2 separate regions of the Homo sapiens genome follow, and region 2 is linked to region 1. A link is a contact called in ENCODE Hi-C data. All regions are on one chromosome and are shown on one strand. The core of a region is the stretch at or near the end of the contact, and the rest is flanking DNA. Distances in the headings are between cores, read along the strand shown.

Region 1 (7,465 bases), core at 1,539-4,038:
ACCCAGAAAATGGAGATTATAATCCTCAACTCATATGATCATGTGGATTACATAACTGTATAAAACACTTGCTGCCATGCCTGGCTCCTGATAAATGGTGGCTACTACTACTTTATTATCATTAAACTGAAGTCTTCCTAACTGGCTCCTGTTTGCTACATGAATCCCCTTTAGTAACAAGTTTTGTGTTTGTTTTTTTAACCTCTTGTTTCAGTTTCTTAGTGGCTGTATTTTTTCCCTTACTGAGTCCATATCCCAGAGGCTGCATCCCTGGCCCCCTGGGGACCCTACTCCTATGTGACACTTTTATTGAACTCTCATCTCACTTCAGGTCCAATAGACATCCTAGCTCGTGGGCACTTGGCTCAGAGATGCAGTAGTGTCTAGTGGTTGAAAGCATGGACTTTGGAGACAGGCTGCTTTGGTTCAAATCCCAGCATTTCTACTCTTCTACTTGTTAGCTGAGCGAACCGGGGTAAATTATTTCACCTCTCTGTGCCTGAGTTTCTGCCTACCTTGGCCTCCTAAAGTACTGGGATTACAGGTGTGAGCCACTGTGCCCAGCCTATTATTGTATATATTAAGAATCTAGAATAAGCAATGCTATATAGCATTGCTATTATGATTCATATCTTGGTTGAGTACCCAAGCTTGAATTTTATCTACTTCTCCCTTTTTACCCAGGGTAATCTCCCAATTGTAGGTCTATTTTGAGGACTTATATACACAGCTGCATGTCCCTAGATTATCTGGACACTGTGCTTCCATATGAAGACCTCTGTCTTCCCCACATCCTGCTACAAATGTTCCTGGCAGACACTGGCTATGACAGTGAGGAATGAGTAATATTTTGTTCCAAAGTTTATGTCTGCTAAGGAACAATGGTATCCTGGGCCCAGTCTGGTGGCCTCATTCCTGGAATAGGGTGAAACTAAGAGAGCCAAGCAAAGTGGCTGCCATGTTCTTCCTTCATTCCCTCATTTCCCTTTCCTCATTTCCACTGGGAAACAAAGATCCTCTATCGAGAAGAAAAGACAGTACAGGATTCCTCTTCACAGAGGCTGACTGTGTGCTAGAAAGTCTTGTGTAGATAGAAAGTAAAGAAAAAAGTCATGAGTGTAACTCAGAGGATGAACTTCTGTTGTATCCATGGGGGTAAATTGGTTAGGTGAATTGTTACGGTTTGAGTTCCATAATCACATAATATGGCCAAACTAAAAGCAACCCAAGAGAAACAAGTCAAAGGAAGGTTGAGTTTTGATTGAGATCTTTAAACAGAGCATATACCACTGGTTTGTAAACTGTAAAGTCCCCTCAGGGGCTTCAGTGGAAGTCAAGGGCATCAGGGTCTTACTTCTGAGTCCTCCGTGCCTGGAGTAGTACTTGGCTTGTGGCAATAAACTGTTTCTGCTCGGCAGTCCTGGCTTCAAGCCTCCCACAGGCAGATTCCTTTTAATGCTCCAAATCCCTTCCAGGGCCACTGTCAATATTTTTTAAGGCAAGAAAATAATTATTAGCGTATTCTCTTTTTAGCACAGAGTTTTTAAAGTATTTAATTGGTGATTTTTTTATTTATTTGGGTGGGGGTTTATTTGGTTTGACTAATCAAACCACTCAAATCTTTATCATATGTTTAATCTTTTATTCCATTTCATTTATTCAACTATTCTCTATGCAATTAAACCTCTACAGTGCTCTTAGATAATTTAACTTGCCCCTAAATAAATAGATGAATAGAAACATACATAACAAAACAGAGAAGGATCAGAAATAACAGTTAATAAATGGAATTCATTTAGTCAACTTTATCTGATTCTGATTTAATTCCTACAGTAAGAGAAAATATTTCCAAAGATAATAGGACCAAAAATCACTACATTAATTCATCCAATAGTTAATTCATCCAATAGATCCAAGAATCCTCTAAAAGCCACAAACTAGATGCTGTTTAATCTCCCTCTGAAAAAGAGCAACAATAAACTCACTGGATCCTACATTTTAAAAATCATTGCAAAATACCTGGAAAGTGATGTTTGCCCATTGATAATTATAGGTCTTGGGTCCTGATACCTTTCAATAAGGTTTAGCAAAGATTTGCACTTGGTTATCCTCCATATCCTAAAATCACCTGGTTAGGTTTTGAGACTCAGCAAACAAGCATGTGGTGAATGTCTACTGTGTAGAAAACTGCAACTCAAGTCTAGTAAGTTGGTGAATTTGGGTGAGTTGCCATAAGTTGTTTTTCCCATTTCTAACGCTGCAAATATTAATGCCAAATATTCTCCACAGATCCAAGGCTGCCCACTGGCATCCTCACTGATATTTGATCCCTCTCTAAAGGATTCCATAGCAAGTAATTACTAGCAGCATAGTCTCTGGGTTCAGAGGAGATCTGGGTTTTGATCTTAGTTCTACCATATATCAGTTACATGATTTTGACCAAGTTATTTAACCCACTATGTCTTAATTTCCTCATTTTCGAAATAGGGATAATAATATCTACTTGAAGGATTATTGTACGATTTAGATGAGATGGCTGTAAAGTGCTTTGTACTCAATAAATGATAGCTATTTTTGTACAGGGAGAATGATTTTACTATCCAAGCATGGACTAAGATTCCGTGACTGGAGGTACAGTCATTGAGCTGACTTGCCAAGCTGAATGTCAATACTTGCCTCTCCTTTCCCACTCCTGAGTGGAGTAGCTGAAGCTATCTGTCAAGATTAGTTTCTCTCTTCTTCAAAGACCTTCAAGGAAGATTGCACAATCTCCTTCTGTTTAAGACCTTACAAAGTTTAAGCTGTTCCTTCTATCTAACCTAAATCTTCCCCTGCCATTCAAGCCAGTTTCCTCTTCTATCCTGTTCAGAGATAGAAAAGGGCTGCTCCCCAGCCTCTGGATAATAAACTCTCAAATTTAGGAGCCTATGACATTTATTCAATACCCCCAGTGCATGATACCCTGTGGGAGACCAGGGAAATAGATTTGAACTTGTGGTTGACACTTTGTGAAGATCCAGTACGTGGAAAGCAGTATAAAATCAGGAAGCAGAACCGTGCAGACAAATCACATCAAATTAGATGGAAGAATTGTACTAAATGAAGTGTGCTCTTTCAGATGCAATCACAAGAATGTCACAGAGAAAAACACCTGAAATATAAATGCAGATGCCCAGAAATGCATCTGAAACTCTCAAAGCAAAATATGGTTATGCATAAATATTTACTATATTCAGGGATAATGGTTGCAGGAAAAAAAATAGCCCTCCATACATGTGAAGTGATGTTTGGGTGAAGAAGTTACAGAAGGTGATATATTTGACTGGATAAAAGGGGGTCTAGAAAACAGCATGGGTGCTCTCTGAGGCAGCTGCTTCTTTTAAGAGAAACTTTACTCCCTCAGCTCAGGGCATGTGCATTCCAGAAGGAGGAAGGCAGACAAAGCGGGCACGGAGCCAGAAAGACTTCAAGTGTCGACTCCTCTCAACTGAAAAAGAAAAGGGCAGCAGGCACAAGGGGAGAAGCTAGAAGAAAAGAATCAAATCTGTTCTTGAGGCTCAGAATCTTCTAGAGATTCCTCTTCTCTCTTCCCTTCTCATGCCTCCAACACCTTCTACTCAGAAACCTTTATACGTGTATTTTTATACTGAATTTTAAAATGACTAAACCATGCCTTTATGCCCAAAATTTTAGCCAGTAGGACCTGGCCTGGTCTTATAGGGAAGGTAAGCTCACACCTTAAAAATATTTTAGTTCCTTTCAGCTCTCTTTGGATTGTAAATAATGAACATTGGAGCTTGAAAATCCAGTTTAGAGCCATATCGTCTGTACTTCTCTTGTGCAAGCAAGGTCAGAGTTTGACTACAGAAAGAAAAATATAAGTAATTTTAATTTATGTCTGGTGACTCCTAGGCTCTATAATTGTCTTGGCAAGCCTTTGGTGTCTAGTAAATTCCTCCTATATTTTGGGTGCAGAAGACATTTTAATTGAATGAAATAATGAATAACTGGTGTCTAGTAAATTCCTCCTATATTGTAGGTACAAAAAACATTTTAATTGAATGAAATAATGAAATATATCCACATTTGCTTGGCAACATTTTGCACTTTCTAAGCTTGTACTTAAGTAGTAAATAAACTGGATTCAAAATTAAGTTTACATGTATTAACGCACATGTAGACACTCATTAATGTATCTGGCAATACATTTCTGAAATTCTTTGGAAAAGGAAGTGTTGTGTAAGGGGAAGATTAATAAGTTCAGTAATCAAATTTTTCATGACTACTATAACCTCTGTAGGTTTTAGCCAGAAAAATACAAAAGACCTTGCAACTTGAAAACATTAAATTAATACATCACTTTATTTCTGCAAAGTCCTTTATAGAATAGAAATGCAGAAATAGTTTTAAAATAAACAATACAATAAATGCACTATTTCCATAATGAATGTCTCATAAGCCTACATTTTTCTTTTCTTTCTTTTTTTTTTTTTTCTTTTTTTCTTGAGATGGAGTCTTGCTCCATCATCCAAGCTGAAGTGCAGTGGTGAGATCTCGGCCCACTGCAACATTCGCCTCCTGGGTTCAAGCAATTCTCCTGCCTCAGCCTCAAGAGTAGCTGGGACTATAGGTGCACACTACCATGCCTGGCTAATTTTTGTATTTTTAATAGAGACGAGGTTTCACCATGTTGCCTGGGCTGGTTTTGAACTCCTGACCTCATGTGATCGGCCTGCCTTGTCCTCCCAAAGTGTTGGGATTACAGGCATGAGCTACTGAGCTCAGCCAATTCTACATTTTTCTTTTTGAAAAGTTGTAAAGAAAGGAAAATCTTCAGGAAATCACTGAGAATACATGAATGATGGACATTAGCTAAATTCTTCCTTATCCAGAAAGTTCTATAAGTTGCCCAAATTCCATTCTATCTGATTAAAAGATCTGATGAGAAAACTACACTCCCTTTTTTTTTTTTTTTTTCAGGATGAGGTTAACCTTTTCAAGTAGACACAGGTTCTTTGCCCTTATCTGATAGGAATGCAGAAAGCCTCTGAAACCTGTTTTTACCTCAAATTTGAACCTGGAGGCTAAACTGAAACTGAACCTACAGAAAACTAGTAACATTTCTTTTTTTTAACTGAATAGAACACTACTTGCTACTAAATCAATTTCAAATCTCTGTTCCTCTCCGAAGGCATAATCTTATGTTTTAAAGAGAGATAGAAGAACCCAATGGCTAATAGCAACAACATCAGCTTCTGACAAACCTGCATCCAAGTATCAGTGTGACATTGGACAAGTCACTGCATCCCCCTGAGCCTCAGCTTCAAGTTCTTCAAAATGTGAATTAAAAGAGCATATATCTCACTGGGTTATTGCAAGAATTAAAAGAGATTATTTGCAAAAAATTTATCACGTGCAGAAGAAACTCTGCAAATGATAACCATTATTACTATTATTATCACCATAATTCCCAACATCAACATCATCATATAAAAAGACATCCCTACCTCTCAACCCAGCATCCAGTGCTTCTAACTCAGCCCATGTATCAACACATCAGGAGCCTACAAGGAATCAAAAGTCCACAGAAGGGAGGACAAGAGGCCTGTTAGCCCATTATTTCTATTGTCACTGATGGCATTCCCTAGACCCAAGTATAGAGTGCAAAGTAACAACCACGTGAGACACCTTGTCCATTTCAGTGTCTTCACAGCCCTTATTAACTATAGTCACAATATGACCACAAGAACAAGTAGCACAGTTCATTCAGATAAGAGCCCCAGTCTGAACAACTATTTCTCCTGTGTCCCGCTAGCTATGCAACCAACGGTATCCCAAAAGAAATATAATGTTCATTCTATTCAACATCCATAAAACTCAATTTCTGAATCTTTTGATTTTTTACCAATTTCATTCAGCCAAAGGAGAAGAGAAAAAGCACAGAAATGACCCCACAGCTTCAGGGTACTTCCATAATTGTCACTGTCAACTCATTCAAAAATAAAACGTGCTATAATTTAAGTTGTTTACTTCCAGGACAGATCGCCCTCTTAATAGACTCTTCAATAAGTTCAATAAATAGCCCAGTATTGCAGTATTTTATCTATGGTTAAGGAAAATCCAATCTGGACTCTTACTGAAATCTCACCTTCAACAATCAATTACTTTGTTGTCAGAGTATGTGGAGTTGATTGTCTTAAAATTCAAACAAACCCAGCTAATTCATACATAGCTACAAATATGCTTAGATCCATGCATATATGTTGGGGTCCCTAGAATTTAGACAGGCTTGGGAATATCTACAAAACAGTATGTAGCGTTTATCCAAAGTCACAAATTCAAATATACATAGGAAGAGGCCAGGCAGGTAATATGAGTAAAGCTGGCTAGGGGTAAGAAATAATTGGTTCTCCCAGTCTTTCTCTTTTTTACTACTTTTGATGGAGGCATCATACAAGAGAAACAATTTTTTGTATTTCACGATGAGAAGAAAAAACCTGCAGCGGGCACGTGAACATACATAGCTTGTGATGTTTCCCACTGGAGTGGGGAACTTGGTGTAGGATGCTGAACAGTGGAGTGGGCAGGTCAGCACGGGGCATTGTAACCCAACCCCAGCCACTGTTGTTAATACAAATGGTGCCTTGATGGTGTCAAATCAACCTTTATCCTCCGTGCTCCATCCCTGCTCAAGAAAACCTAGACATCTAGATTTGTATATAAAATTTCTAATTTTAAAATATTGACAACTGGTTCAGATATTTAAAAAATATACTGCGGGGCAAATAAATATGTCTGCAAGGTGAACCTGGCATATGGGTCAACATTTTGGGATCTTGAGCCAAACTAAGGTACCCCTCACAGTCTAATTCGATGTGGAACATGGTGGTCTGGTGTGGAGATAGAGGATGGCTCTCTGGATTTGCATTTGGACCATAGGCTATGCCATTCATTGAGATGGGTGGTATAGGGGAAGCAGCAAGTCGGGGAGAGGTGTCAATTGTTTTGTTTGTTTGTTTGTTTGTTTTGAGACGGAGTCTCACTCTGTTGCCCAGGCCGGAGTGCAATGGCGGATCTCGGCTCACTGCAAGCTCCACCTCCCGGGTTCACGCCATTCTCCTGCCTCAGTCTCCCGAGTAGCTGGCACTACAGGCACCCGCCACCACGCCCGGCTAATTTTTTTTGTATGTTTAGTAGAGACGAGGTTTCACCATGTTAGCCAGGATGGTCTCGATCTCCTGACCTCGTGATACGCCCGTCTCAGCCTCCTAAAGTGCTGGGATTACAGGCGTGAGCCACCATGCCCAGCCCAGAGGTGTGAGTTTTGTTTTGGACATGTTGGGCCTGAGTTATCTTATGACTTATGGGACATCCAGGAAAAGAAGTTTAGCCTGCAGAGACACATTTCAGAGGCATCCTAGAGAGGCCGTAGTGAAAAGTATGAGAAAATCCCAGGAAAGCTAAT
Region 2 (7,465 bases), core at 2,350-4,849, 610 kb before region 1:
ATAAACATGAAAGAGCTTTGCAAGTTAAAAGCCACCTAATAAATTGAAAGGGCATCATTATACGTCTTAAATAAAGCTGTAAGTCAGTCTATGAGGGACTACTGCGGATGTCTATCTTGCTTCCTCTCCTCTGTCCTTCCTATGAGAACTACCAACACCATCATATGGATCCATAATCCAGTCTGGGTCAATCATCTTATTGCACTCACTCAGCCACAGTGATTGACTCAAGGATTGCATGTACCCAACTAGGAAAAAGAAACCTTCCTGGGGATTCTCCCAGCCAGAACTAACACAGGAGCTTTCCTCCTCCAGATATGAGACCATCAGGGTGAATATTCAGAGCTCCCTGTGCTTCACAGTGTATGAAGAAATATCATTTACTCTAGGTGAGAATGAAGACAACAAAGAGTTGTTGATAGTGGATAGAGTTCTGTCATTTTGTGAGTCCCTGATTCAAGAGGCCCCTTCTAAATTCTTGTTATATGATCCAGTAAATTTGGGACAAGGCTAGTTTGAGAGGGGTTTCTATTGCATGCAGGCAAAGGTATCCTAACTAATGCATTCTGCCATCCAATGGCAGAGGATGAGTTTTTATTGATTTTCAACACATCCTGTGACATTTGATTCACAGACAGAGGTTGCAGAGCTCAGAGGTGAGTCTGAGACAGGAGATGGAAATGTGGCAGTGGTATTTCAGGGAAAGCTAACCAAGGCTGTGCAGAATTCTCTCTGCTGGTCTGAATACCACAACCTGAAATATTTTCCAGATTTGAAAGCTCAGATGTGGGCTCTGCTGAGCTTCTGGAAGCAATAAGACTCTAAGAAAGGGATTCATGCTAGGACACACAAGAGATTAAGGACAATACTACAATGAAATTTTATTAATTTACATTAAAAATAGAGCTGATATATAGACTAGAGCACTCCCATTATCATCTTATGTACATTATGTACTTAAGCTACACAGGAAGCCAAAACATAATCAAAAACCACTTGTTCAAGTTGCTTTAGTATAGCATTGCCAAGAGAGTTTGAAATCTGTATGTTCAGCGTACTTGGACCATAGAGGCAAACCAACATAGAAAGCCAGGTCATGAGCACTAGTCACAATAGCAAAGACTTGGAACCAACCCAAATGTCCAACAATGATAGACTGGATTAAGAAAATGTGGCACATATACACCATGGAATACTATGCAGCCATAAAAAAGGATGAGTTTGCATCCTTTGCAGGGGCATGGATGAAGCTGGAAACCATCATTCTCAGCAAACTATCACAAGGACAGAAAACCAAACATCGCATGTTCTCACTCATAAGTGGGAACTGAACAATGAGAACACTTGGATACAGGGCGGGGAACATCACACCCTGGGGCCTGTTGTGGGGGTGGGGGCTGGCGGAGGGATAGCATTAGGAGAAATACCTAATGTAAATGATGAGTTGATGGGTGCAGCAAACCAACATGACACATGTACACCTATGTATCAAACCTGCACATTGTGCACATGTACCCTAGAACTTAAAGTATAATAAAAAAAAAAAAAAAAAAAAGAAAGCCAGGCCATGAGCAGAAGCTTGTTTGACTGGAAAAGGATGGAAAATAAGGCATTAGATAAGTTATTGTTTAATGGCACTGAGCTAAAATAACCTTATGAATTTATTTTACAGGGCTGGGGATGTAGTCTTTGGATTTCGAAATATTTAAAGTTCAGATTGTCAAGCCTTCCTCTCTCCTGAATAGTACTCAAAAGGGCATGGTCAGTATTTGTTTCAGTGATTTTCCTCCCTCTGCCATACTATAGCTGTTCAATTCTTTTCTGCTGGAAATGTTCCTTCTGTGTATCTTATGCACTCAATTGGATGATGAAGTTAGTGGTATGGGGGAGCCAGTTCCCAGTGACTTGCACTAGCTCAGGAGCCCAGGCTGTGTACATCTCTTCCCAATGCTGCTTTCAGTGATGTCACATTGGCAGCTTGACATCAGCTGTGATGGAAATATTGACACCACAGAAATTGGCAAACATTACAAATCAGGGTGCTCTCCCCGCAAACACAGAAAGCTGGTGGTTCAACATTTACCAGCATACCACTGGTTATGAGTGCAATAGGCCCAACACGCTTGTTATTTCTTTCAGGTGTGCATTTCTACTTTGATCCATTATGGACTGATCTAATATTAGACATTTAGAGAAAAATTCTGTGGCCTGATTTCTAAGATCTTACAGGGTCTTTCACTTTGTCTCCAGCCCTTACAATAAAGGGCTCACTTGGGGTAAGGCTCCAGTTCCACAGGATGCTGGTCTAAGACAGGCACCTCCTGACTCTCAATATGGTATTCCCACCATACCTCTTACCAATCAAAACAATTACTTGTGGTCGGGCACGGTGGCTCACACCTGTAATCCCAGCACTGTGGGAGGCCGAGGCGGGCGGATCACGAGGTCAGGAGATCAAGACCATCCTGGCTAACACGGTGAAACCCCATCTCTACTAAAAATACAAAAAATTAGCCGGGCGTGGTTGCCGGTGCCTGTAGTCCCAGCTACTCGGGAGGCTGAGGCAGGAGAATGGCGTGAACCTGGGAGGCGGAGCTTGGGCGACAGAGCGAGACTCCGTCTCAAAAAAAAAATTACTTGCATGTAGAATTGTTCCCAGCTAGTAGGAAGGATTTCATAAAATCATTTACCCTAAGTTGCTAGCATTGACACAATGTGTTAACTTCTTTCAGATTATTTGTATTTTCCTAGTCTACAGGAAGCGTGCCAAGTGGTGAGATTTCTGGCAACCCTTCAGGCTACTGAGGGAGTTAAATAGAAGCCAGGGGCATTACTAACATTTCTTACTCTTAGGTTGGCCACCACCTAATGGCAACCCTGCTAATTAATTCTCTAAGTCTGGGGAGAAGAAATGCTGATGATAATAATAAAAATAACGATGTTTTCAGGATGTATCATTCCCTGTCCTTCCTGATAACATCGCAGGGAATTTCTCTGACTTTTGGTAACCTTCAGATAGGAGAGATAAGTTGAGAGAATGCAATCAGAATCTCTGTGACCCAAATATATGAAAGTACTTGTTGAAAAGCAAGGATTTATTGCCTGCAATTTGAGAAGACCCTAGAGATGGTCCCTCTCTTGTTTTGCAAATATACCAGTGATTACAACCAGAAAATGTACAGTAACTCAGAGGAGGGAAACTCAGGGCTCCTGTGTTCCAGGTGCACTCTCCCCTTTACATAAGCCTGCCACTTCCTCACTTGAGACTTCTATTCCCCTGGAAGTTTCCTTCCAGACGCAGTAAACAGAATACATCTGGATATGCCAAATCAGCAAGAATGCTGGAGAAACACACACTTGGTGCAGCCTAAACAAAGCCCAGAAGCTGCTGTCTGATGTTCTCAGGGACAGATGTCAGTGGCAGGCCTGGGCTGGCCTTGAGTGTGCAGGCTGCCAGGGGCGGTCTAGGCAGCTTCTGCCAGTTCTCAGACTCACCAGGACTGTTCACTGTCTCGCACTTGTTTCTTTTCAGGTTTTACAAGATTCATATGGTGTCTTTCATTTCAGTGCCTATTACTCATTTCAATGATTCAGCCGAGCCAGACAGCAAATGGACATGAGGTGTGTGGAGGAATCTACTGAAAACGGGATTGATTGGGTTTTAAGAAAGTAGGACTCAAGGCTGGATGAGGCAGCATTCTGAGAATCTTAAGTTCCCAAGGCATAATGTTCAACATTTACTGTCAAACCCAATTTCTGGCTAAGCCATTTATGCTTTCTGAATAAGCACTTTAATTTTCATTCACATCTACTCACCTTTAAAAAAATGGAAGTATGCACCAATTTTTAAAGAAATAGGACCAACCTTGGAAACTTATAATTATGAATCTTTATATTTTTATGATAGTTGATAGTTTACAAAGCTAGTTTCACTTGATCTTTACAAAAAACCCTATGGGGTGATATTTTTATTACCCACATTTTATTGATAAGGAATTAAATCTCACAAAGGTTTGAAGACTTTCCCAAAAGTGTCACAGGACAACTAAAACTAGTTAACCCCAAGGCCCTGTATCAGAATGATCACCTGCCTTTCCCCCACCAACCCACACTCACCAGGCACAGTGTCCAAGAGGCTCTGCCTCTTTCTCAATGCCATCTTTGGGTTGCCTCATCCTACCTGCAATGCTTACCTTCAAAGCAGATGCTGACAATGTGTTTGGATTTTGGAGGCTTGATTATGAGATAAAACTGAATAGTGCTGGACACATGTTGAGTTTCAGTTTTCTGACCCTTCTCTTTTGAGACTCCAGGTCCAACCCTCATCTGTACCTTCAGATTCATGGACACCACTGATGAGGTTCTGGCTTGCTTCATTTTCATTCATGACTTTGACTCCCAGACCACACTTTGATCCTGGTTCTTCCAGCGTTGATCTAGAAACATCCTAACCTCTAAGGCACCATCAAACCAATTTTGTCCAAGAAGTGTAAATATCATTGCCCACAATAGATCTAGCAACAATTAACATTTGCTGAGCACTTACCATGTGCCAAGCATGGTAAGTGATGAATGCTTTATGTTCATTAACTCATTTAATGCTCATAGCAACCCTTTGAGATAGGTACTCATAATTGTATAGATGAGAAAGCCGAGGTGAGTAACTTGCTGAAGATCACACAATAAGTGGGGAAGCCAGGATTTGTGCCTACATCATTTTGACTCTAGAGCGTGGGCTCTTAATCATTAGGAAGTACTGGCCTCCAGAAGTCATCTTACATCCACCTCCTCACAATGGATAATTGAGGATGACAAGTGGTTATAAGCACTTTCTTTGTTGAAATTTAAGCTTAAAAATTGATTTGGAGTTAGACATCAATCCATGACCTGGGGGAAAATACCTACAAAGAGAGACAATGGGAAGACTGAGAACCCATTAATGAAAAGCAAGCAGTCCACACTATATGGCTTGTAGTGTAACATTTGGACAAACACGTATTCTGTGGTGAGCTTAGGCAAGATGCTGCCCACACTGGGAAGGCAGCCAAGAATTACTGCCACCTCCACCCAAGAGGATCACCCTACTAAAGGCCACAGAGAGGACCAGCCCCCGTCAGAGACTGCTTGTAATTTCTCTCACTGTGGGAGCTTCCTAATGAATAAACAAACTAATAAAAGTATTTCTATAATTTTCTATGTGATTCAGATTCAGTGAAGCAGTAAGTCTTTGGTGCTTAATTATGCAAGATATCAAAAACACTTATTGTCCCAAATACTTTGCAGAGCAATAACATTAAAAAATAGTTCTAAGTCCTGTTTCACTGATCCAGACCTCTCTGTTTTTTCATGTATGATGCAAACTTTTAAAGAAATGAACAAAAGCCAGTCACTGGAAGCTGCTTGAATTAATGCGGATCAAGAAGAAAATGGCAACAATTCACAGTCCCCAAGCCTCATTTCAACTATTAGGATTCTCCCCTTTTAGATATTTTACAGAACTGCTAACGAGTTGTCAGTAATTACTTTATTGAGCATCTGCAAGGTGCACATCATTGTACATAGCTTGAAAATGTCAAATTGAGTTTTGTCACACCCTCTGTAAAGGCTTCCCTAATTTCCATGGTTTCGTGGTTTTTCTTCCTCTGTTCCAAGGAACATGTTATTAGTACCTTTACTGCAGCACTTACTTGTCCTTCATGTGTTACGATTGTACCATGTGTTCTCTCCACTAGGTTTTGAACTCCTCAAAGATGAAATCCATGCATTGTTCATCTCTGCAACCTTGATGTCCAAATACGTGTTTGACAGATGAACGAATGACTGAATAAATGAAGGATGGTTCACTTTGGTTCCTCCTCCCAACTACCTAGTCTGCATTTAGATCGAAGTGCTGATGCTGAGTGAGAAGACAACATTCAAAAGGCACAATGGAAAAGAGAAGTGTCCAAAGGCATAGCTGATCCACAGACTAGAAAATCAGCTCCATAATGAGGAAGAGGCTAATCCCAAGGCCTCAGAACATAACAGAGCCACAGCAAGATCTTTAAGCCAGAGTTGGGGTTCATAAACCCCAACCTCTACCTCAAAGCCCAGCGTAGCTCATTAGGAACAGGCCAGCAGTCCAGCCACCTGCTGTGGCTTCACGTCCAATGCAGATGGTTCTAGAGACCCACAGGCACAGCCACACTAGTAGCTCAGGGCAGTGGGTCTCAGCCACCTATCCTTACTGATACTTTTTGCTTTATTGTCCCTTTTTAGGTTTCAAAACTGGCCACCCAAGAATAAATAGACACTAAACAATTGGATGTGAAAAAGAAAGACATTCCCCAATGGTTCTCAAGAAGCCGTTTGGATGCTGTGCTCCTTACATGGTGCTAAGGGGCTCAAGCTGCCGTGGATGCCCTTTTCGGACCTTTCAGTATGCAAATATGTGCTAGGAGGGAATTAAGTTTCCATGGGATGCAGTAAGCATAATGTTGTACATGGATGGCTAATTGTTTTCATCACACATGCCAAATCCAACTGCTTTGTCAGGGCCTGGAGTCTGTTTGATGAATGAGGAAATCTTGCCATGGTCCAGAGAGGCAACTGAATAATAGCACGAACTTCCCATGTCTGACATCTCAGGTGTGATGGGACATGTGCAAACAACGTTGGCTCCTAATCTGCTCTCAGCTAGCCATGAAACTAAGGGCTAGCCTGTTGCCTCCCAGGGCCTTGGGTTCCTTATCAAATAATAGTTTGGCTGGACTGTCCCTCTGGTCACTTCTAAAATTCCTTTTCTTTATCCAGCAGGATTCTTGACCAATCAGTACCAAGTCAAACCCTCACCCTTCCATTTACCTTCACACTGCTGAAATAAAGGGACATCCAAACTTTATGCTCCCTAAGACAAGAGTTGGTAAAATACTGCTTTAAGTTTCTTAGCTAAGCCTGGTGCACATCTCCCTAGCATGGACCCATGCGGTGCTCATACTCCCTAACCTTGCATCACAAATTGATCAGGATGGCAGCTTGCTGGCTGCTGTTCTACTCTGGGTGTGCCTCCGCTATTTTTCTGCAAAATGTAACTCTTGCTACGCTCATGTTTCTCATCCATCGACCCCATGCAAATGGTTGACATATTGTTCTCTCCTTGTTGGGACCCCGAATTTTTGCATATAACTTTCTGATTGATCCTGGGCGGTAGCCCCAAGATCAGTATTTCATACTTGGCTGTTTCTACCTCTCAGCAATTCTTTAAAACATTCAGAAAAATCCAGGTGATTCCATCCCAATTGTGGGAAGCAAAGTTTGGTCCCTCTTGTTACCATTTTTTAGTGCAAGATTTAAAATGACAAGTGCTTGATCAAAAAAATTTTGAGAATGAGCTCTCACATTTAATTTGTATTAATGGGGGAGTTATGTTTGTAGCCTCAAACACACTGTAAAAATAATTTCCTAAGATATAATTATTCTTAAATAT

Evidence for each region. Hi-C counts contacts between places; a loop is a spot of excess contacts on that map. Pooled maps may share reads with other maps.
Region 2: a map of B cell shows a loop between it and region 1 (4-fold over the local background). The contact joins two enhancer-like sites. A Hi-C loop is called at or near these places in 3 of 168 maps with a recorded cell type or tissue (B cell, dorsolateral prefrontal cortex and naive thymus-derived CD4-positive, alpha-beta T cell) and 6 of 50 pooled maps.

The regions. Positions count from the first base shown.
Region 1 is chr11:94,522,099-94,529,563 of GRCh38, reverse strand. It overlaps C11orf97 (chromosome 11 open reading frame 97), which reads right to left. Exons shown (of 4, transcript NM_001190462.2): 3 at 1,355-1,480. Among named protein-coding and RNA genes, the nearest start is that of C11orf97, 13 kb to the right of the region's middle. Within about 2 kb of position 2,788, at least 3 of the 41 ENCODE cell types and tissues checked have a DNase peak (open chromatin) inside an H3K27ac peak, as active enhancers do.
Region 2 is chr11:95,130,690-95,138,154 of GRCh38, reverse strand. ENDOD1 (endonuclease domain containing 1) reads right to left here. Exons shown (of 2, transcript NM_015036.3): 2 at 5,510-7,465. Among named protein-coding and RNA genes, the nearest start is that of LNCRNA-IUR, 16 kb to the left of the region's middle. Within about 2 kb of position 3,599, at least 8 of the 41 ENCODE cell types and tissues checked have a DNase peak (open chromatin) inside an H3K27ac peak, as active enhancers do.